Regions from separate parts of the Homo sapiens genome. Here region 2 is linked to region 1. The links are chromatin loops, found by intact Hi-C in ENCODE. Cell type or tissue: natural killer cell. All regions are shown on one strand. Each heading gives the region's core, and the rest is flanking DNA. Links, peaks and the distances in the headings are about the cores only. Region 1 overlaps AXIN1 (axin 1). Region 2 overlaps MRPL28 (mitochondrial ribosomal protein L28).

Evidence for each region. Hi-C counts contacts between places; a loop is a spot of excess contacts. Peaks named below come from ENCODE experiments on the same cell type or tissue, not always from the same donor. Only the 100,000 strongest peaks of a DNase experiment are listed, where the experiment ranks them.
Region 2: it touches region 1 in a loop (11-fold over the local background); 8 of 110 quality-filtered maps call a loop at or near these places.

Annotation. Positions count from the first base shown.
Region 1 is chr16:298,572-309,323 of GRCh38, forward strand. AXIN1 (axin 1) reads right to left here. Exons shown (of 11, transcript NM_003502.4): 5 at 5,733-5,870. Among named protein-coding and RNA genes, the nearest start is that of PDIA2, 21 kb to the left of the region's middle. In natural killer cell, for the core only: no CTCF peak of the experiment used is centred there; a DNase peak (open chromatin) is centred at 5,300; H3K27ac peaks cover 192 bases.
Region 2 is chr16:357,604-367,563 of GRCh38, forward strand. MRPL28 (mitochondrial ribosomal protein L28) reads right to left here. Exons shown (of 6, transcript NM_006428.5): 6 at 9,366-9,960. Among named protein-coding and RNA genes, the nearest start is that of MRPL28, 8.0 kb to the right of the region's middle. RefSeq lists enhancers at 3,271-4,119, 4,120-4,967, 5,596-6,103, 6,104-6,610, 6,611-7,117. In natural killer cell, for the core only: a CTCF peak has its summit at 4,722 (motif pointing left); a DNase peak (open chromatin) is centred at 4,738.

The sequences.
Region 1 (10,752 bases), core at 1,297-9,296:
ATCTCAGCTCACTGCAGCCTCCGCCTCCTAGGCTCAAGCGATCCTCCCACCTCAGCCTCCAGAATAGCGGAGACCACAGCCGTGTGCCACCACGCCCAGCTAATTTTTTTGTACTTTGGGGACAGATGCGATTCTCACCATATTGGCCAGGCTGGTCTCGAATGCCTGAGCTCAAGCAATCTGCCTGCCTTGGCCTGTATATATATATATTTTTTGAGACAGAGTCTTGCTCTGTTACCCAGGCTGGAGTGCAATGGTGCCATCTCGGCTCCCTGCAACCTCTGCCTCCTGGGTTCAAGTGATTCTCCTCCTTCAGCCTCCCAAGTAGCTGAGACTACAGGTGTGCGCCACCACACCCAGCTAATTTTTGTATTTTTAGTAGAGACAGGATTTCACTATGTTGGCCAGGCTGGTCTCGAACTCCTGACCTCATGATCCACCCACCTCGGCCTCCCAAAGTGTTGGGATGACAGGCATGAGCCGCCGCGCCCGGCCTCCCATTATATTTTAAGGAGAACCTTGTACAGAACGGCTCTTGGGTTATGTACATGTTGTGATGCTGCCTGACGAGCTTCCACATGAAGCCGGTGGAGTTTCACTTGATTCTCCAAGTTAACAGGTGCTGAAGCTTATCTGTCAGAGCAAACATTTGATCACTTTAATTCCAAGTTGCATCTCATACTTATTTTCTCATCTTATTGGACTGACAAACTAAAACAGTATTGAGTAAATCTGGTGTCAATACAAAAGAAAGAGAGGGAACTAAGTTACCATGTATCTATGTATGTATTTATTTATTTAGAGTCAGAGTCGCTCTGTCAGCCAGGCTGGAGTGCAGTGGCACGATCTTGGCTCACTGCAACCTCCACCTCCCGGGCTCAAGCAATCCTCCTGCCTCAGCCTACCGAGTAGCTGGGATTATAGGAGTGTGCCACCATGCCTGCCTAATTTTTTTGTATTTTTAGTAGAGACGGGGTTTCACCATGTTGGCCAGGCTGGTCTCAAACTCCTAACCTCAGGTAATCCACCACCCTCGGCCTCCCAAAGTGCTGGGATTACAGGAGTGAGCCACCACAACCGGCCTATTTATTTTCATTTTTTTGAGACAGAGTCTCGCTCTGTCACCCAGGCTGGAGTGCAGTGGCACGATCTCGGCTCACTGCAACCTCCGTCTCCCGGGTTCACACCATTCTCCTGCCTCAGCCTGCCCAGTAGCTGGGACTACAGGTGCCCGCCACCACGCCCGGCTAATTTTTTATATTTTTAGTAGAGATGGAGTTTCACCGTGTTAGCCAGGATGGTCTCGATCTCCCGACCTCGTGATCTGCCCACCTCGGCCTCCCAAAGTGCTGGGATTACAAGTGTGAGCCACCGTGCCCGGCCTATTTTTATTTATTTAATTTTTTTTTGAGACGGAGTTTCACTCTTGTGTCCCAGGCTGTAGTGCAATCTCCGCCTCCCGGGTTCAAGTAATTCTCCTGCCTCAGCCTCCCGGGTAGCTGGGATTACAGGCACCCACCACCATGCCCAGCTAAATTTTTTGTATTTTTAGTAGAGACTGGGTTTCACCCTGTTTGCCAGGCTGGTCTCGAACTCCTGACCTCAGGTGATCCACCCACCTTGGCCTCCCAAAGTGCTAGGATTACAGGTGTGAGCCACCACACCTAATCGCAGTGGTGCCATCACAGCTCAAGGCAGCCTCAACCTCCAGGGGTCAAGCGATCCTCCTGCTTCAGCCTGCCAAGTAGCTGGGACTACAGGTGCATGCCACCATGTCCCATTAATTTTTTCTTTTTCTTTTTTTTTTGTAGAGATGGGGAATCTCACTATGTTGTCCAACCTGCTCTTAAATTCCTGGCCTCAAGTGATCCTTCTGTCTTGGCCTCTCAAAGTGTTGGGATTACAGATGTGAGCCACTGTGCCCCACCTACCTCTATATTTTAATATAAACAAACCTCCCAACGTTTAGCACCCAACTCTCACACCTGCAAAAGTATCCAAATGCAACTGGAACAGGCGTGCCCCAGAGCTGGTGTGGGCTTGGCTGCGGGCACCTGCACTGGGGCTGAGGGTGAAATATGGCACTAAAGAGGACAGACGGATGCTGGAGCAGAGCCGGGGGACAGGTGGGTGGTGGGCATCCCCTGGCGGATGCAGCTATGCTGCCTCCCTTTCCTTGGTTTTGTAGGACTAAAGGGCCCGGGCACTCTGGGGAGAAATCTTAACCGAGGGTCTTCCTAGGGACTAAAAGTGTTTGGAGTTTTGATGCCGTTCACTGCCTTGGCCGAGCTCCACATCGGCAGGAATTCTATCATGGGGCTGTGAAATGTTACAGATTAACTTAACCACTCGGCTAATGGTTTTTGTTTTCTTCTTTGTGCTTTAATTTCCCAAATTTCACAATGAAAATAGGTTATTTAAAAAATCTGGAGTTCACGCCTGTAATCCCAGCACTTTGGGAGGCCGAGGCGGGTGGATCACAAGGTCGGGAGATCGAGACCATCCTGGCTAACATGGTGAAACCCCGTCTCTACTAAAAATACAAAAAAATTAGCCGGGCGTGATGGTGGGCGCCTGTAGTCCCAGCTACTGGGGAGGCTGAGGCAGGAGAATGGCGTGAACCCGGGAGGCAGAGCTTGCAGTGAGCTGAGATCGTGCCACTGCACTCCAGCCTGGGCGACAGAGCGAGACTCTGCCTCAAAAAACAAAACAAAACAAAGCAAAAAAAAAAAAAAAACTGGAGTTATTCCTTTTAGGGAAGGACCACCACTCCTGGGCCCTGGTGGTGCTGGATCCACACACCTGTGGGCACTGCCATGCTCCCTGTTGCTGGGACAGAGCCAGGACTCCATGGGGTGGGGAAGCCTTGAGAGTCACAGGTGAGAGCCACACACTCAGCACCTGTGGCTACGCCTGCCTTTAACATGTCTTGCTTAAGGCCAGGCACGGTGGCTCGTGCCTGAAATCCCAGCACTTCGGGAAGCTGAGGTAGGAGGATCACTTGAGGCCAGGAGTTCAAGACCAGTGTGGGTAATATAGCAAGATTCCATCTCTACAAAAATATTTTTTTTAAAAAATGTCTCACTCAAAATGGGAACCTGCCCTACTAGAAGCACACCCTGCGAACGGGTGAAGGCGCAAAGATCAGAAAATTACAGACGGCCAACATGACAGCAAAGCGTTCCACAGAAAATTACAGCGGCCGGCGACCGACACAACAACAAAACAGCAAAGGCTTCTGCAGAAAATGACAGCGGCCAACACGGCAGCAAAACAGCAAAGGCTTCCTTTCTTACGTTTCTGTTGTGAGCATGTTTGTTTAAGGGCTGCTAACCTTCACCTGCCACCCAAATGATGATGCTGACGTCACAGCCCGTGGGCCCGGATGTGGCCTGCGGACATGTCCATATTCTTGGTAACTCTGTTCCCAATGTTTGGTTTTCAGACAACAGCCCAGTAAGGCTCCCAGGCAGGCCCCAATGCCGCTGGCCTCAGGTGCGCACAGCCAGCCTCCTCAGGGCCACCCCAGGAAGCAAGCGAGCCGCTCCAGTGACCACCAGGTCTGCAAGGCGAGGCCTCACTCTCACCGCCACAGGGACCACGCGGCACTGATGCTGCTCCTGCCAGCCCTGCGGCCCCGGCTAGGTTCCCGATATTGGAGGACAAATTCCCTGAGTCCTTTCCTTGGGGGACTGTGGAGAAGGTGAACTTGGCACCTGCAGAGCCCTGGAGCTGGCACCACCCACACCTGTGCCCTACCCAGATGAGGGTCACCCTCAGACCAACGGCCAGGGGAGACGAGAGGATGCAGCTCCACATGGTGGCAAAACAATTTACTGAGGATAAAACAAATCGACGTCTGTGTGTGAGACATTTCCACACAAACCCCTTCATGGGGAGCTCCACCATCTGCAGCGACCACACCTGGTCCCCGCCATGAATCCCAGCTGCTCAACGAGCTATGTAAGGTCTGCCTGCCATCTCAATGGAGTGCCCGGCGCACGGTTTCCCAGATGGGCACCACCAGCGGCACCCTGCGTCCACCCTCACGGTGGCATCTCCAGGCTTCAGGGCACAGCTCACCCGGGTAGCGGGTGAAAGAGTGAGTGTACCGAGGGGTCTCCTGTGGTCTGAGGAGAGCTGAAGGTCTGCATTTTACATCAAGGATCAGGTGAATGGAAACGCTCAGAAGTGTATACATTTTCTAAGTATTCATATTCACGAACATTGAAAGGAGAATGAAGGACCACCCCCCGACTCGATGGTGCCCACTGACCTCCCATAGGAATTAATCTGGCTAAGAGAAAAGCAAAGGCATTTTTTTTTGGCACCCAGGCTGGAGTGCAGTGGCACAGCCTCGGCTCACTGTAGACCTGACCTCCTGGGCTCAAGTGATCCTCCCACCTCAGCTTCCTGAATACCTGGGACCACAGGTGTGTGCCACCACGCCCAGCTAATTTTGAAATTTTTTCTAGAGACAGGAATTTGCCACATTGCCCAGGCTGGGCTCAAACTCCTCGGCTCAAGTGCTTCACTCGCCTCAGCCTCCCATAGTGTTGGGGTCACAGGTGTGCACTGCCCGCCCGGCCAGCAAAGGCAGCCTTGCAAGTGAGACGACCAGGTGGGAAGGGGTCTCCAGAGAAACTCCAGCCGGCCTGCGCACTGGGAGGAGCGCACACTGGGGTGGAGCCACAGAAGTCTGCACCATTTGCAGCGGGGAGGAGCCAGGCCCCGCGTCTTCCTAGGTGGAACCTGGGATTCAATCTGCGAGGCGGGAAGCACACTAGCAGAACTCTGGCTTTGCGGGAAGTGATTTTTTTTTTTTTTGAGGTAGAGTTTCACTCTTGTCATCCAGGCTGGAGGGCAGTGGCGCAATCTTGGCACACTGAAGCCTCTGCCTCCTGGGTTCAAGCGATTCTCCAGCCTCAGCCTCCTGAGTAGTTGGGATTACAGGCACCTGACACCAACCCGGCTAATTTTTGTATTTTTCATTAGAGATGGGGTTTCACCATTTTGGCCAGGCTGGTCTCAAACTCCTGACCTCAGGTGATCCGCCCGCCTCGGCCTCCCAAAATTGCTGGGATTACAGGTGTGAGCCACTCGCCCGCCCGTTTCCCTTTTTACCTTTTCACCCAATAAACTCTGTCCTTCTCACCCTTCGAATTGTCTGTGAGCCTAATTTTTCGTGGCCATGTGAAAGGGACCTGTTTTTAGCTGAACTAAGCAAAGAGTCCTACAACACAAGTGCCTAGAGGGCCGTGCACCATGGCCTCAAGGAACCAAAAGTGACCAGGAGGTGGCAGAAAGTCTCAGGCATCGCAGCCCCCGACTGCACGCCACTAGCCCTTCCTGCTCTGCACATGCTCATCTCACTTGCCAGCCACACGGGGTGAAGAAGTTGAGATCACCCGCTGCAGTCTCAGCTTGTGGCCCTGCCACCCACAAAGGATCAGGTACACAGCAGGCAGCCGTGTCACCCCCGGCCCCTTCAATGCAGGTGACCAAGGTGGGTCTCTGGGCCTCTGAGGGTGGCATGGGGCCGCTGGGACATCCCATCTTGAGCTGGGGCTCGGCTGCAGAGAAAGGGGAACAGGGGACTCAGCCGGGAGGCCTCATGGGTCAGCAGGCCTCGGCCAGCCCCGGGCATCCCCATGAAGAACATCAGGACATCCCGGCGGCAAGAAAACAGCACGACACCGACGCGGAGCGCGACACCGACGCGGCCCACTCACCATGCGCACGCGCTTCAGCCGCTCCTCCAGCTTCTCCTCGGCCTCCCGCGTGCGCTGCACAGCCTCCAGGCGGTGGATGAGCTCCTCCGCGAACTTCTGAGGCTCCACGCGGACCTCCTTCGGCACCCGGTACGTGCGCTGCGAGGGACAGGACTGTGAGGCACGGGGGTTGAAAGGTCACAGGCTAAACATTTCTTTGTGAAGGGAAAGAGCGTGTGCTATCTCTGTTGTATTTTATTTTATTTTTTTGAGACAAACTCTTGCTCTGTCACCCAGGCTGGAGTGCAATGGCGTGATCTTGGCTCACTGCAACCTCTGCTTCCCGGGTTCAAGCGATTCTCCTGCCTCGGTCTCCCAAGTAGCTGGGACTACAGGTGCCCGCCACCACGCCTGGCTAATTTTTGTATTCTTAGTAGGGATGGGGTTTCGTCATGTTGGCCAGGCTGGTCTCGAACTCCTGACCTCAGGTGATCTGCCCACCTCAGCCTCCCAAAGTGCTGGGATTACAGGTGTGAGCCACCGGGCCCGGCCTTTGTTGTATTTTAAAGCAAGAGTTTACTTTTTCCTCCTTTCAGTTGGGAATCAACTTCCTCACGGTCCCCCTTTTCGTGTCCGGCCAGTCTGTCCTTCATTCCCCACGGACCCAGGAGACAGGGCTGCTTCTTTCCAGCGTCTCCCGACTACCAGATCAAGAGGCCTGAGCAGGGCAGCTTCAGGACACACAGCCGGCGCTCCCCACCCACTTCAGAGAAGCACTCGAGGAGACGCCTGCAGAAGGTGTGAGCAGAAGGCCCCCGAGGCCCCACGGCAGGGAAGGACGCCCAGGATTTGGAGGACAGGGGAGGTCTGGGAAAGGCAGGCTTTCCTTTTTAAAAGAATCTAAAGGCCAGGTGGTGGCTCACGCCTACAGTCACAGCATTTTGGGAAGCAGAGGCGAGCAGATTACTTGAGCCCAGAAATTAAGAGACCAGTCTGGCCAACAAAGTGAGACCTCATCTCTACAAACAAAAATTTTTTTTAATTAGCCGGGTGTGGTGGCACCTGTGGTTCCGACTACTTGGGAGGCTGAGGTGGGAGGATCGGATCGCATAAGTCCTGGGAGATCAAGGCTGCAGTGAGCCGAGATCATGCCACTGCCCTGCAGCCTGGGTGAAAGAGTGAGACCCTGTCTCAAAATAATAACAATACATCTGCAATGTATTTTATAGTAATATACCATATAGCTTGTTTGTTTTTGGTTTTTTTTGTTTTTGTTTTTGAGACAGGGTCTCGCTCTGTCACCCAGGCTGGAGTGTAGTGGCGCGATTTCGGCTCACTGCAAGCTCCGCCTCCCGGGTTCACGCCATTCTCCTGCCTCAGCCTCCCGAGTAGCTGGGACTACAGGCGCCTGCCACCATGCCCGGCTAATTTTTTTGTATTTTTAGTAGAGACAGGATTTCACCGTGTTAGCCAGGATGGTCTCAATCTCCTGACCTCGTGATCCGCCTGCCTCAGCCTCCCAAAGTGCTGGGATTACAGGCGTGAGCCACTGCACCCGGCCCCCCTATAGCTTTTTTTAAAAATAGAGATGGGGGTCTTGCTGTCCAGGCTGGCCTCAAACTCCTCCCACCTAGGCCTCCCAAAGCACTGGGATTACCGGTGTGAGCCACCACGCCTGGCCCTGTGTAACTTTCAAGGGTACTTCATTTTAAATTTCAAACTTCAAAACAGCTGCAAAAATAGAACAAGGAATTCCCGTCCACCTTCACCCAGATTCCCCAAGGGCTCACATTCTGCCATAACTGCTTTATCATCCCCTTACCGGCAGGCACATGCGTACACACACATGCCCACACATGCGCAGGCACACACACCCACACACACGTACACACACACGCACACACACAGGCACGCTCACTTTTCTGAACCAGTTAGAGTGTATTTAACAAAAGCAAGGTCGCTCTCATACCTAACCACAGTACAAATATGGATGGTTAAAAAAACTGACCCTGATACAATAACATCACGTGGCAGATCTTATTCCAATTTTGCCAGCTGCTCCAATAACATCCTTCATAGCAAAACATGTTTTAAAATCCAGGCCGCCAGTGTCTAAGCCGCGGAGGGATGCAGCCAGGGACAGCTCCCCTGTGACAAGCAAGCAGGGTGGCAGATGGGAGGTGGGACCCTCCGTGTGTGTGGCCTTCCTGCCCTCCCGCCGTGGGCTCTGGCGCAGTCCTGGCTCTGTGCACCCGTTTCTCATCTACACAATGAGAGTAGAAACAGCATCTAAACCTGAGAAGGATGGGGTGAGACTGGACACAGGGGCCACACAAAAGGCCTCCTCCAGGCTCAGATGTTCCACAGTAGACGAGGCTCAGAGAGAGGCTGGCCCTGGAGCCACAGGCTTCACTTCAAGGAACGTGGAGTATGAAGGGGCCAAGGGCACGCCCAGGACACTGGGTGATGCCTCAGAGCTGGGAAAAGTCACTGCTGGAGTCTGGGCCGTGCACAGCGCCAGGAAGGGGTCTGTCCCGGAGCCAAGGAGGAGCATCCAGTGCTTCTGGAAGATGATGAGGAAGGCTGGGGCTGGCACCAGCAGGGATGTGGGCCGGTGTGTCCGGGTGTGTGGACGGCAGGGCGTCCACACAGATGGCAAGGAACTAACAAGCCACCCTTTCCCGCTGCACCCGGGGCCTGGAGGCTGGGTGGCTGGGGGGCCATGCTGGCTTTTCCGTGCCCAGTGCTGGGCAAGGCGCAGACGTGGGAGTGGCACACACAGGAATGGGAGCTGCCAGCACTGCAGGGACCACGGCTGCTGTGTCTGCAGACAGCCAGAGGCGCAGACAGACGCGCTTATGGTCTGAACAGTCAGCACCACAGAGACCAAGGGCAGGATGAAAAGCCCATCATCAGGCCCAGAGAGCAGCACGGCTGAGGGGCCAACAGGAGCACTCATGCCGCCACGCGAGCTCCATAAAAAGACTCCAGGTGGCCTTGCAGGCTGCGTCACCACGGTTCTGAGAACAGCAAAACTGTCAGAGTCATCAGATTTACAGAGAATGGCAACCTCTCCAGCTTTAGAGGAACAGAAAAAAATATCATAAAGGAAAAAGCCAAGTAAATGAAAACGTGAAACTTCCAAGTAATTGTAAAGGCTAAAGATGAAGAGGCCCCTCCCCGCAGGGCACGCATTCTGGTACCAGATGCTGTAAAGCCACGGCCCCCAACCTTTTGGCACCAGGGACCAGTTTTGTAGAAGACAATTTTTCCATGGACAGTGGGGGCAGGGGGCTTTTCGGGATGAACCTGCTCCAACTCTGATGGGCAGGTGTTAAAGAGTCTCACAAGGTGCACACAGCCTGGGCCTCCGTGGGTGCAGCCACAACAGGGTTCTGCTCCTATGAGCGTCTAAGCTACTCCCCTCCTGCTGTCCCTGCTGCAGAGCCATGGACTCACCAGAGAAACGGCATAGCTTTTGCAAAACCAAGGCCCTCAACAGAGCAGAAGTGGGCAGTGCAACCACGGCACGTCCTGCTAGCTTATCGGCTTCCTGGGCCTCCCCCCGCCTCTGCTCACCACCATCCTCGGGTCCAGTTTCCCAGTAGCAGCAGTGAGCAGGCCCCGGGCAGCTGTGCCCGTGATGTGGGTTTCTCACTTGGGCCTCTGGCTGAGGGACCTCCCACCGAAGGTTCCAACCACAGCCCCACCTGACAGGCCACATGGACCTGATGCAGGTTCCTACAGAGCCTCCGATGAGGTTGTTTGCTGCAGACTGTTCACACAGAAACGCACACTGCGGCCCCCACCCCACCACACAAGGGCCCTCTGGGGGTGCGGAACGCAGCAGGGCCTGCTCCTGTCTGTGCCTGCCGCCTCTGTTGGCTTTCATCTTCCTGGCGACTCAAATGTGACCCTCCAGGACCTGAGGGCTCTGTGCTTCCCTCGGTTCTGGAAGGTTCTGACGACGACACCAGGGACTCGCCATAGGCATCCTCTTTTCTCTGTGTTGCATCCTGAGAGGTCTTTCCAGGTCCACGTTCCAGGCACCAACGCACTCCACAGCTTCTGTCCTTCCTGACCCTTCTGAGGGGAGGTTGTCTGCCTGATGCCCCCTCATCCAGAGTCTGTGGCATGCACTTTCTACACACGAAGACTCTGACCAGCACCCCAAAATCGGGGCACCCCTGTGGACAGAAGCCTCCCGCGGGCCTCAGCCCACTCAAGCCCCGTCCTCATGGGCACAGAGGGCTGTTCCGGGCCTGTGGTTGCTCAGCTGTCTTGTCTCTCGGGCCTCCGTCATCCCAGCGGCTCCGCGGGTTCTTGACGTTCAGGACCTGTGACTTGAAAATCAGAGGCCGGTGGCTGTGCAGGTGCCCTCGACTTGGGCTGTGACCTCATGATAGCCTTGGGCCATGCCTGGCAGGCAGGGCCCCAGATCTTCCACAGCACAAGCACGCACACACGCACGCACCCACACACAGCCTACAGTGTCAGCCACTTTTTGTTAAGTAGACACCATCAGTGCCTAGTTTTAGCCAAACCTGAGTCAAGGGTTGGCTGGCATCTTCTCAGAAGTGATAACAAACCAACATCCTTTCTTTTCAACCATAAAGAAATTCCTGACTTGGAAACTGATGTCTGCAGAAAAGCTAAAAGGCTAAGAAATCCTGACCAAGACTGTGTCAGTGCTCTCAAAATGCCTACTTCCCTGCACAGACACTCAGATGGTCACGTGGTTTAACCTCAGACACCGCGGCTAACAGTGCGTTGCGCAGTGGCTCACACCTGTAATCCCAGCACTTTGGGAGGCTGAAACGGGCGGATCACGAGGTCAGGAGATCGAGACCATCCTGGCTAATACGGTGAAACCCCATCTCTACTAAAAATACAAAAAATTAGCCGGGCGTGGTGGCAGGCGCCTGTACTCCCAGCTACTCGGGAGGCTGAGGCAGGAGAATGACGTGAACCCGGGAGGCAGAGCTTGCAGTGACAGCAAAACTCCTATCTCAAAAAAAAAAAAAGAAAACACTTTTCTCAT
Region 2 (9,960 bases), core at 1,630-9,629, 59 kb after region 1:
ACTAAAAATACAAAATTAGCCAGGCGTGGTGGCGCATGCCCGTAATCCCAGCTACTTGGGACACTGAGGCAGGAGAATCGCTTGAACCCGGGAGGCGGACGTTGCAGTGAGCTGAGATCGCGCCACAGCACTCCAGCCTGGGCGACAGAGCGAGACTCTATCTCAAAAAAAAAAAAAGGGCAAGAAGACTCAAAACAGTCCACGTGTTATTAGTGGAAGCAGAAGCATGAAGTTCCATTTTCTTCTTTGCATGTTCAGGAATGTCTACAGGGATGTAACAGTTATGGTCCCGTGGAACGGTCTGTGTAAGTTAACCCACTGAAGGAGACGGGCATCACGGCTGAGGCCCTGAGGGGTGGAACTGACCACTGGGCAGTGTGTGTCCAGCAGGGTGATGGTCACGGCTGATGGCAGCCACATCGCCCCACGGTGGCCTGGGGCCTGGCATGGAGGTTCTGCCACCTTCCTGAGAGACACACCCTGCCAGGGGCTTCCTGGGCCATCCCAGCTGTTGGTGTCACTTTGGGCTGGGGCCTCCCCGGCCTCCACATCTGGCAGCCCCCTTAGCACTGATGTGCCCCTAGATAGGTCCTTCCTCCTCTCCCCCTCACACCTGTCGGGCAGGTGTGTCATCCAACTATGTTGCAACACGCTTCCTATTTGGAGTGGTCCACATAGCTCTGTAGCCAAAGCTGCCTCCGCAGGGCAGATGCCCCAGGAGTGATCCTGGTCCCCACAAAAGGCAGAGGCCTGGGGGAAGGGGAGCAGGGCCCTACCTCATATGCCCTGGCTCCAATATCAGGTCAGTGTGACTGTCACCATGGCCATGGATGACCTGACGGCCTCTGCCCCCGGGACCCACCATTGGCTGGGCACCTGTGGTCAGGAGGACCCACCCACAGAGAGGTGGAGGGTGAACCACTCAGCCGCTGCGGGGCAGGGGCCCAAAGAAACGGGTGCTGTGTGTGGCCAGGCTCGGTGGCTCACACCTGTAATCCCAGCACTTTGGGAGGCTGAGGCGGGTGGATCACCTGAGGTCAAGAGTTCGAGACCAGCCTGGCCAACATGGTGAAACCCCGTCTCTACTAAAAATACAAAAATTAGGCCAGGCACAGTGGTTCACGCCTGTAATTTTAGCACTTTGGGAGGCCAAGGTGGGCGTATCACCTCAGGTCAGGAGCTCGAGACCAGCCTGGCCAACGTGGTGAAACCCCATCTCTACTAAAAATGCAAAAAATTAGCCAGGTATGGTGGCAGGCCCCTGTAATCTCGGCTACTGGGGAGGTTGGGGCAGGAGAATCACTTGAACCCAGGAGACAGAGGTTGCAGTGAGCCAAGATTGTGCCAAGGCACTCCAGCCTGGGCAACAGAGTGAGACTCCATCTCAAAAAAAAAAAAAAAAAAGAAAAAGAAATGAAACGGCTGCTGTGGCCACAGTGCTTGGTCCCCGCTGGCTCCGGGTCCATACTTGTCCCCTGGGGCAGGCCCCAGACCTGCCGTCACCCACGTCGCCTGCGCCCAGCCCCGTCCAGCAGACCTGACAGTCCCCACATCCCCGCTGGCCTCCAGGGGTCAAGGGTCAGGACGCCAAGGCCAACAGGAAAGCACTGGCAACAGGGCGGGGGCCTGGCCAGCCAGGCGGCCCAGAGGCGGTCCCCTCCATCCCAGGGTACTGTCCACACCTCCCAGTGTCCTGAGGGGAGTCCTCCTGCACTGCCTTTCTGAAGAGTTCTGACCCCAGGGTGTCCAGGGGCTGGGACTGGGGCCAGGTGGATACCAGGATGTGGTCAAGTAGGCCTGCCTGGAGGGTCCGGCCGCAGGGGCTGGGGAAGTAGGAGGGGAGGGCGGCCACCACTTCCCAACTCGGGAGCTGCTGACATCAGGGGACTGTTGGGCCTGGCCTGGCACCTGCCTCCCAGGAGACCTGAGTGCCCATCCTTGTCTTGGGCCAGCCTGTAGCCCTAGGCAAAGCAGGCACCTCCTTGTGCCAGTGTCCCCCTGGGCAAAGTGATCGTCCTGACCTGGCCTCACAGCCCCAGAGGTCCGTGTGTGACCCTCTCTGACAGGCCGGGTGGCGGGATGGAGCCCACGGCTGGCCATGGACCAGGTCTGGTGTCCCAGGCACATTGTGAGCACAGGGCAGGGCCTGCTGGCCTCCCCCAACCTCAGTGCTGTTTTCCCAAAAAGAGGTGGCATCCAAGTGCAGGGGCCATGCCCCGAGGGGCCTCGCGCTGACTTCGGGAAGTAGCAGGTGACGTCCCACCTCCCTGGGCAGCCTCAGGCCGCTTCCTGTCCTTGTTGGGGGGACTCCTGCCCCTGCCACACCGACCACAGTCCTTGTCCCTGCTGTTCCCTCACCTGAACGCCCTTCCCTGCCCTGACGGCCTCCATCCCACACGCCTCTCCGGGCGCTGCCGCCCCCCCGTTGGTGCTCATCTGTCCTTCTGCCCACTATCCCCAGCGGCCCCGATACCTGCACACCCCAGTGCCCAGCGGTTCCCCCTCGAGCTGGCAAGGGGACATTAAATGGGAGGTGAGGAAGTGCGGCCCCCAGCGGGCAGCTGCCTTTGCCCCGGCCCACCTGCGCCCCCGCCCACCTGTGCCCTCCGCCGCCTCCCTCTGCTTGGCTGTCCCAAGATGTCTCTCTCCACTGCCTAGGAACCCTGAGGCCGCGGCCAAGTTCTGAGCGTGTGACTGTGTGTGCTGGGCCCCAGGCCCCTTTGTCGCCGCGGCGTCTGTCGTGGCAAACAAAAGTGAACCGGATTAGCCACAGTGGATTAAAAGATTTACGTCTCAGAGTTTACCTAATAACCTAACAATCGTGTCAACGGGAGCTTTGAACCCCCAGGGCGCGCCTGCCAGGCCAACTGAGAGCTCAAGGCCTCTGTGGGCAGCAGGACGTGGTCGGGGGGAGGAGACGCAGCCACGGCTGTCCTCACACCCAGCTCGGCCCCTGCGGGCTCCTCTGGGCAGAACCTGGGGAAGGCACGGCCTCTAGCAGGAGGTGGAGGCCTTTGAAAGGGTGCAGGTGTTGGGACCAGGTACCCGGCCCAGGCCCCCAGCCGCGTCCACACACGTCGCACACGGCAGCAAGGACGCAAGCAGTGTGGAGGTGGCCGCGTCGGCGACGTATGGGCCCCGTGGTGCTGCGGTGCACGACCTCTGTGCTGTCACCCCACAGTGTCCGCTCCTGCACGTACACGCGTGCACGCGCACACACGTGCACACGCACACACACACAAGCACGCCCCGCTTTGATCTCTAAAGGAGAGTCCATTGACAAGCTCTTAATCGCAGCTGCCCTTGCAGGGCCTGTCCCTGAAGTCCCGAGTAATGGGATTTGGCGCTTCTGATCCATCGGGCTGGCCGCTTCCCGTGTCATAGGTGGACATTTTTTTTCTTTATATCGCTTCTGTTTCTTTTTTTTTTTTCTCCTCGAAAAAATGCTGCTTAAACGGCACCGACTTGACATGGCTTGTCTCCTAACCTTGGAGTGGCGGCCGGGACGCCGGCCTGGATCAGTCGGGGGTCTTTGATGCCGCCTCCATGTGAAACCTGACGTGGAAGACCCACCGGGGCGGTTTTGGGGTCCGAGGTCCGTCAGGATTCATCCTGCCTCACCCTGCTCCCTTTGTCTCTTCCCCTGACCCTTCCTCGGGACACCCGGAGAGGGTCTGAGGGTGAGGGTGCGGGCGCTGCGTGTGGGCTTGCACTCGAGGGTGGGGTGGGCCGAGGGCAGGGCCGCAGCCGCGAGAACAATGGGCAGAGGAGGCGCGTCCACCTGTCCGCCCGGCCGCCTGCCCGGCTTACCTCACCTGCCTGGCTCCGTGTGCCTGCTCACGCCCCACCGTCCCGCTGTCCGCCATGATGGGCTTGGCCGTCCGTCCGAGCACTTTCAGCCACTCTGGGAAGCAGGTCCCTGCTCTTGGCCACTGTGTGGCTGGGAGGCAGAAGCGTGACTCTGGGCTGCAGCTCGGGCTCCTGCCGCCGATTGGCTGAGGCAGGGACCAGATGACGGGCCTCAGAACCCTATGGTAGCCATGGCAACCAGCCCCTTTAGACACCGCCACCCCCGAGCCACTCCTGACTGCTGAGGGAGCAGGCGGCACTGCCCGTGGGCCCATGCCAGGGTCCCCTTGGAGGAACGAGGTGGGCATGGCTGCATGGTAGCTGTCCCCACAACAGCTGTTAAGCGTTTCCGTGTGTTTCATTCATGTCCAGTGTGTGGGGTCCTTGCCCCTCTCCTGGCCTGTCCGGGGCCACTCTGTGCCCTGCCTTACCCCCAGCAGAGGCAGAAGCACTGGCCTTGCAGCCCCTGCTGAGAGGAGGACTTCAGGTCAGGCTTGCCTCAGGGGCTGAAGGCCAGGCCCAGTCTGGTGGGAAAATAAAGGGTGGGAGCAGTGGAAGCGGGAGCAGGGAGAACTTCCCAGCCCCACTGGGCAGAGCCAAGCTCTCGCCCACCTCAGACGGCAAAGGCTGCCAGCTTTCTCTCCGCCCACAGTCCACTCCGCCACCCTCTCGTTAGCTGCGGCCTGTGGAATACGTGCACGTGCTCACACAGTCCCGTCTCACAAGCCCCCTGAGGCCCCTCCCGAGGCCTTGCTCCCTGGACCTTGGGTTCCCACTGGGCAGGACTCTGGGTCTTTGGCCACACTGAGGAGACCGTCTCGCCATCAGTCACACACCTGCGGCTGCACCCGCTCTCCCCTGGGCTGCAGTGCCCTCTTGCGTCCCAAGAACGCCTCTTCCCTCCAGGGCGCACCAGCATTGGCCCCTGGCAAAGCTTTCCCGTATGTCTGGAGACGAGGCTTCTCAACCGTCACCCGTGGACATCCTGGGCACTGCAGGGCACTGAGCATCCCCGGAACCACCCCCTGCCCCCAGCCCCGTGACAGCCAGAAACAGTGTTGGCTTGTCCACGCGCTCTGACAGCAGCACTGCCTGGCCAAGACCCCTTCGAAGGCTTCCCCTAAGCCCGGGAAGCTGAGTCCCACTTCCTGGCCCAGGCCCAGCACCCGATGAGCAGAATCTGGTGATGAACAGCTGCAGGACTGCAAGGAGCAAGCGAGAGCCTTGGGCTGCTGCAGCCCAGGGAGGCCACTACCAAGGCCATCAGAGGGACCCGGGATCCAGGGGAGCCTGGAGCATGGTCCATGGGGATCCACCTTCAAGAGAGCGACTTCGGGGCCAGTCCCAGGGAACCGGGCTTGGCATGGGCCTGGGCGCCGGGGGTCTCGGGCCGCGGCTGCTCCCCCAGGACTCTGGGCGCCGGGGGTCTCGGGCCGCGGCTGCTCCCCCAGGACTCTGGGCGCCGGGGGTCTCGGGCCGCGGCTGCTCCCCCAGGACTCTGGGCGCCGGGGGTCTCGGGCCGCGGCTGCTCCCCCAGGACTCTGGGTCCGGATCCAAGCTTCTTCGCACTGGCCTGGTTGTGAGCCGCCTGTCCCAGGATGGAACCCGGCCTTGAAGCCCTTCCCATGCCATGCTCAGAGCTACCAGCTTGTCTGGGGACAGGATGTGGGTAGGGACACCATCCCAGGACAGCAGGCAGTGGTTAGGGAGGATGGTCCAAGGCTGGAGCCCGCCTAGGGAGGGCTGCGGGGCGCTGCGGCAGAGGGAGCCAGGACCGCACGGGAGCCCAGGCTGCTGGGTGTGGCCATGTGGCCAGGGTTCCAGCTTGGGTGGCTGGTGGGTGTCAGAGGGACAGGGACTCAAGGGAGCCTGGGAGCCCCACACAATCCAGCCCGTGCCTGGGGCCAGCAGAGGGCTGGAGTTACAGACGGGCACTGGTGAGAGGGCGAGGGCGGCCAAGGACTGAAGGTGGAGGCGGAGCCCTAAGCAGGCCCGCGGGACACACAGTGGTCTCCCGGCAGCTCCCTTGGGCTCCCAGCACCCTGACGGGGGCACAGGACAGGAGCAGAGTTGCCAAGCGACCCAGAGGGCCCGCCCGCTCTCCATGCCCTTCCCTCCACTATCCTGCTGCTCTGTGCACCTGAGCAGGACTCAGGAAGCAGGCGAGACCCTTGGGGTCAGGGGTCAGACATGGACTTGTGACTGGGTGCCTCAGGCCAGCCTCACATCCACTCCACCCTACCCTTCCTGGCCTTGGCTTCCCCGTCTCTATGTGGAGTGATGGGGTCACTGACACCCCTTCCAGTCCTCCAGTTTTCTACCCCCAAGGGATCCCTGCCCATAGCCGTGAGGGTCCACCCCGGAGTCCACCCTCAGGTCCACAGCCCATTCTCTGCCCGACACCGCGGCTGACTGTTGTCATGGAAACACATGGCCTCTGCCAAGCCTGGGACACGCGTGGGGAACTCCTGGCCCCTGAGGGCTCCGAGAGGCTGGGGCTGGTGCAGGCCGGCCCAGGGCAGCTCTGCCTCCTGTGGGGTTGATCTTGCTCTGCACAGATCCCTCTCCCACTCCAGGTGCCTGAGGGTCTGCACGCCTCAGTGAGGGAGAACTGGCCGTTCTCAGAGACGGAGTCCAACACTTCAGGAAGGAGCCTGACAGGTGTGATTGGTGAGGATGGCAGAAGGAGGGTCTGGTGGCCCCAGCCCGGCCTGGCTCTGGAAGGGGTGGGGTGGGCATAGGGAGGGCAGGGAAGGGGTGGGGTGGGCGCGGGGAGGGCGGGGTGGGCGTGGGGAGGGCGGGGAGGGCGGGGAGGGGTGGCCAGCAGCCATTCCCAGGTTGGCTGCCCGGGCTCCCAGCTCAGTTCTCAGTTCCCCACACACATGTTGGAGCCGGTACAGTCCCTGGGACCCCTCCCCACAACCCAGAAGGCAGAATAGCATGCTGGATCCAGCTGCTGGGTCTGTCCCAGACCTGAGTCACGGTTTGGTCTTGAGGGATGGGTCCGGCATTTACGGAAGGCCTCTTACCTTTTTCTCAGTCAAGGACTTTTGTGGCCTCTGACCAGAAAGTTGTCAGGGCCCTGGCCACACCCAGACCCCACCTCAGTCTGGCCTGGCCTCCCCTGCGGGAGGACTAAACAGCCATGGGTTCCATCGAGGTGACTGGCAGAGGAGGTAACCTGCTGAGGCCAAATGCAGCTTCTCCCACTGGCCAGCTGGTAGCCTGGTCCCAAACCCACAACCCTGAGTCAACACAAGTCAGGACACACTGATAAGCACGTGCCACCATGGCCGACAGGGGGACCGAGGCCAGCGCCTACCAGCCCATTGCCAAGCCTGGCCCCTAACTTCTTGGGGCCCCCAGAGTCTGACCCAGGAAGCCCTACAGGCCTTGGCAGGAGCCCTGCTTACCGTGGGGCTTGGTTGGGGTGGGAAAGAGCAGGTGGTGAGTGAGGGGCAGCCACCGAGGCCTGAGTTGGGAGGTGCTGGACACACACACCATCAGGGAGTCAGGGGCAGGCCGAGGGGCTGGAGGGGGCTTGGCTTAAGTTCACAGCTGAACACGGGAACTGTGCAGGGCAGGGCGTGGCCACAACATCCCAACTCTGGCTAGAGCTGGGGCACGGAACAGCACTCATGCTGTGGGCAGCTGGGCTGAGCCTCATGGCCCCACAGAGCTGACTGAGCACTGTCTGTTTTTCATAAAGTGTTTTTTTTTTGAGACAGAGTTTTGCTCTTGTTGCCCAGGTGGAGTGCAATGGTGCAATCGTGGCTCACTGCAACCTCCACCTCCCGGGTTCAAGCAATTCGCCTGCTTCAGCCTCCCAAGTAGCTGGGATTACAGGTGTGCGCCACCACACCCGGCTAAATTTTTGTATTTAGTAGAGATGGGGGTTTCACTATGTTGTCCAGACTAGTCTTGAACTGCTAACCTCAGGTGATCTGCCTGCCTCAGCCTCCCAAAGTGCTGGGATTATAGGTGTAAGCCACAGTGCCCGGTATGATTTTTATTTATTTTTTTGAGACGGTGTCTCGCTCTGTCGCCCAGGCTAGAGTGCAGTGGTGCGATCTCCACTCACTGTAACCTCCACCTCCCGGGTTCATGCCATTCTCCTGCCTCAGCCTCCCGAGTAGCTGGGACTACAGGCACCTGCCACCATGCCCAGCTAACTTTTTTGTATTTTTAGTAGAGATGGGGTTTCACCGTGTTAGGTCTCGATTTCCTGACCTCGTGATCCGCCCGCCTCGGCCTCCCAAAATGCTGGGATTACAGGCGTGAGCCACTGCGCCCGGCCTTTTTTTTTTTCTTTTTGAGACAGAGTCTCGCTCTGTCACCCAAGCTGGAGTACAGTGGTGCAATCTCAGCTCACTGCAAGCTCTGCCTTCCAGGTTCAAGCGATTCTCCTCCCTCAGCCTCCCGTGTAGCTGAGATCACAGGCATGTGTCAACATGCCTAGCTAATTTTTTGTATTTTTAGTAGAGATGGGGTTTCACCGTGTTGGCCAGGATGGTCTCTATCTCCTGACCTCGTGATCCACCCGCCTCGGCCTCCCAAAGTGCTCGGATTACAGGTGTGAGCCACCGTGCCTGGCCTAAAATTTTTTTCAAGGTCGTTCACAGAGCAGGGGCATCACATGAAGGCACTGGTGTGGGGAGCAGCAGGACATGTCGGCAGAGGTGCCCGGTGTGGAAAGAGACCTCGGGGGCCCTCCCAGGGCTCTGAACCAGGCAGGTCCTGACCCCAGGGACCCCTTGCGGCCCCGGGAGCCACGTGCTCCCCTGCAGTCCAGCAGGGCCAACTGCAGACTCCCTCTGGACTCTGCCACAGCCCCCTTGGGAGCCAGGGGCCCCTCAATCAGCCAGCAGGCCCACGTCAGGCAGCTGCCTCCAGTTCACCCCATCCTGCCACCAGCTGGGGCTGGCTTAGGCTCAGGGGACATAAACCCCCCCTTGTCATTCTGCACATGCAGCTGGGGGAGCCCTCCCTCTGTGCTCCCTGGGAAAACCGAATGGGTCCGGAGGATCAGGATTTCCAGGTAAGGGTTGGGGGAGAGGGTCAGGTACCCCCAAAACCTCAGGGCGGGAAATGCCTTAGGGTGCACAGCCCGGCTTCCCGCTGGCCAAACCTCCACCCTGCAGGTCAGGTGGAGGTAGCAGGAGGGGACACCAAGGTCGCAGGTCCCCAAGTTCGTGTCGCCCCCACCTCCTCTACCACTCGCCACAACAGTGCTGACCAGGGAGAGGCTCCTGACTCAGGCAGCTGCACCAGCACGGCCCTCTGAGGGCCTGCCCCTCCTGGTTCCTTCCAGTACCTGCAGAGCCAGACCACAGCCTCCCTTGCCCTGCTCTGAAGAATGTTCGAGAAGGGCAGGAATGTGCAATGGAGAGGGAATGGGCATCATCCGGCTGCACCCCTGGATGCCCCCAGCTACACCAGACCCTCTACCAGAGGAAAGAAAGACACAGAATACGGCCAGGGGAGGTGGCTCACGCCTGTAATCCCAACACTTTGGCAGGTTGAGGCAGGTGGGTCACCTGAGGTCAGGAGTTCAAGCCCAGCCTGGCCAACATGGTGAAACCCCTTCTCTACTAAAATACAATTAGCCATACATGATAGCGGGGTGCCTGTAATCCCAGCTACTCAGGAGGCTGAGACAGGACAATCACTTGAACTCTGGAGGTGGAGGTTGTAGTGAGTCCAGATCGTGCCACTGCACTCCAGCCTGGGTGACTGAGCAAGACTCCGTCTCAAAAAAAGAAAAGAAAAAAAAACACAAAACACAGAATTGAACCTCGCTCTCTGCAGCTCACCGGGGGACGGGCACAGCCAGAGTCAATGCCCACGGCTCATCCGAGGTCTCAGGGGCAGCAAGGGCAGGGGTGACAGGATCAGGATCCCCAAAGAGAACACCAGTCCTCAAAGCAAAGATACACACACACAGCCTGGCCCAGACTTTACTCGCTCCCGGCCCCACGGGCACAAGGAACACTGCCGCAAACGTCGGGGCCCAGCCTGAGAGGAGCCTCTGGGCGGCCCAGGCCTCCTGGGGATCCCTGCCAAGCTGGCCCCGGGCTGGAAGGTGCATGGGCAGCACACGAAACCAGGATC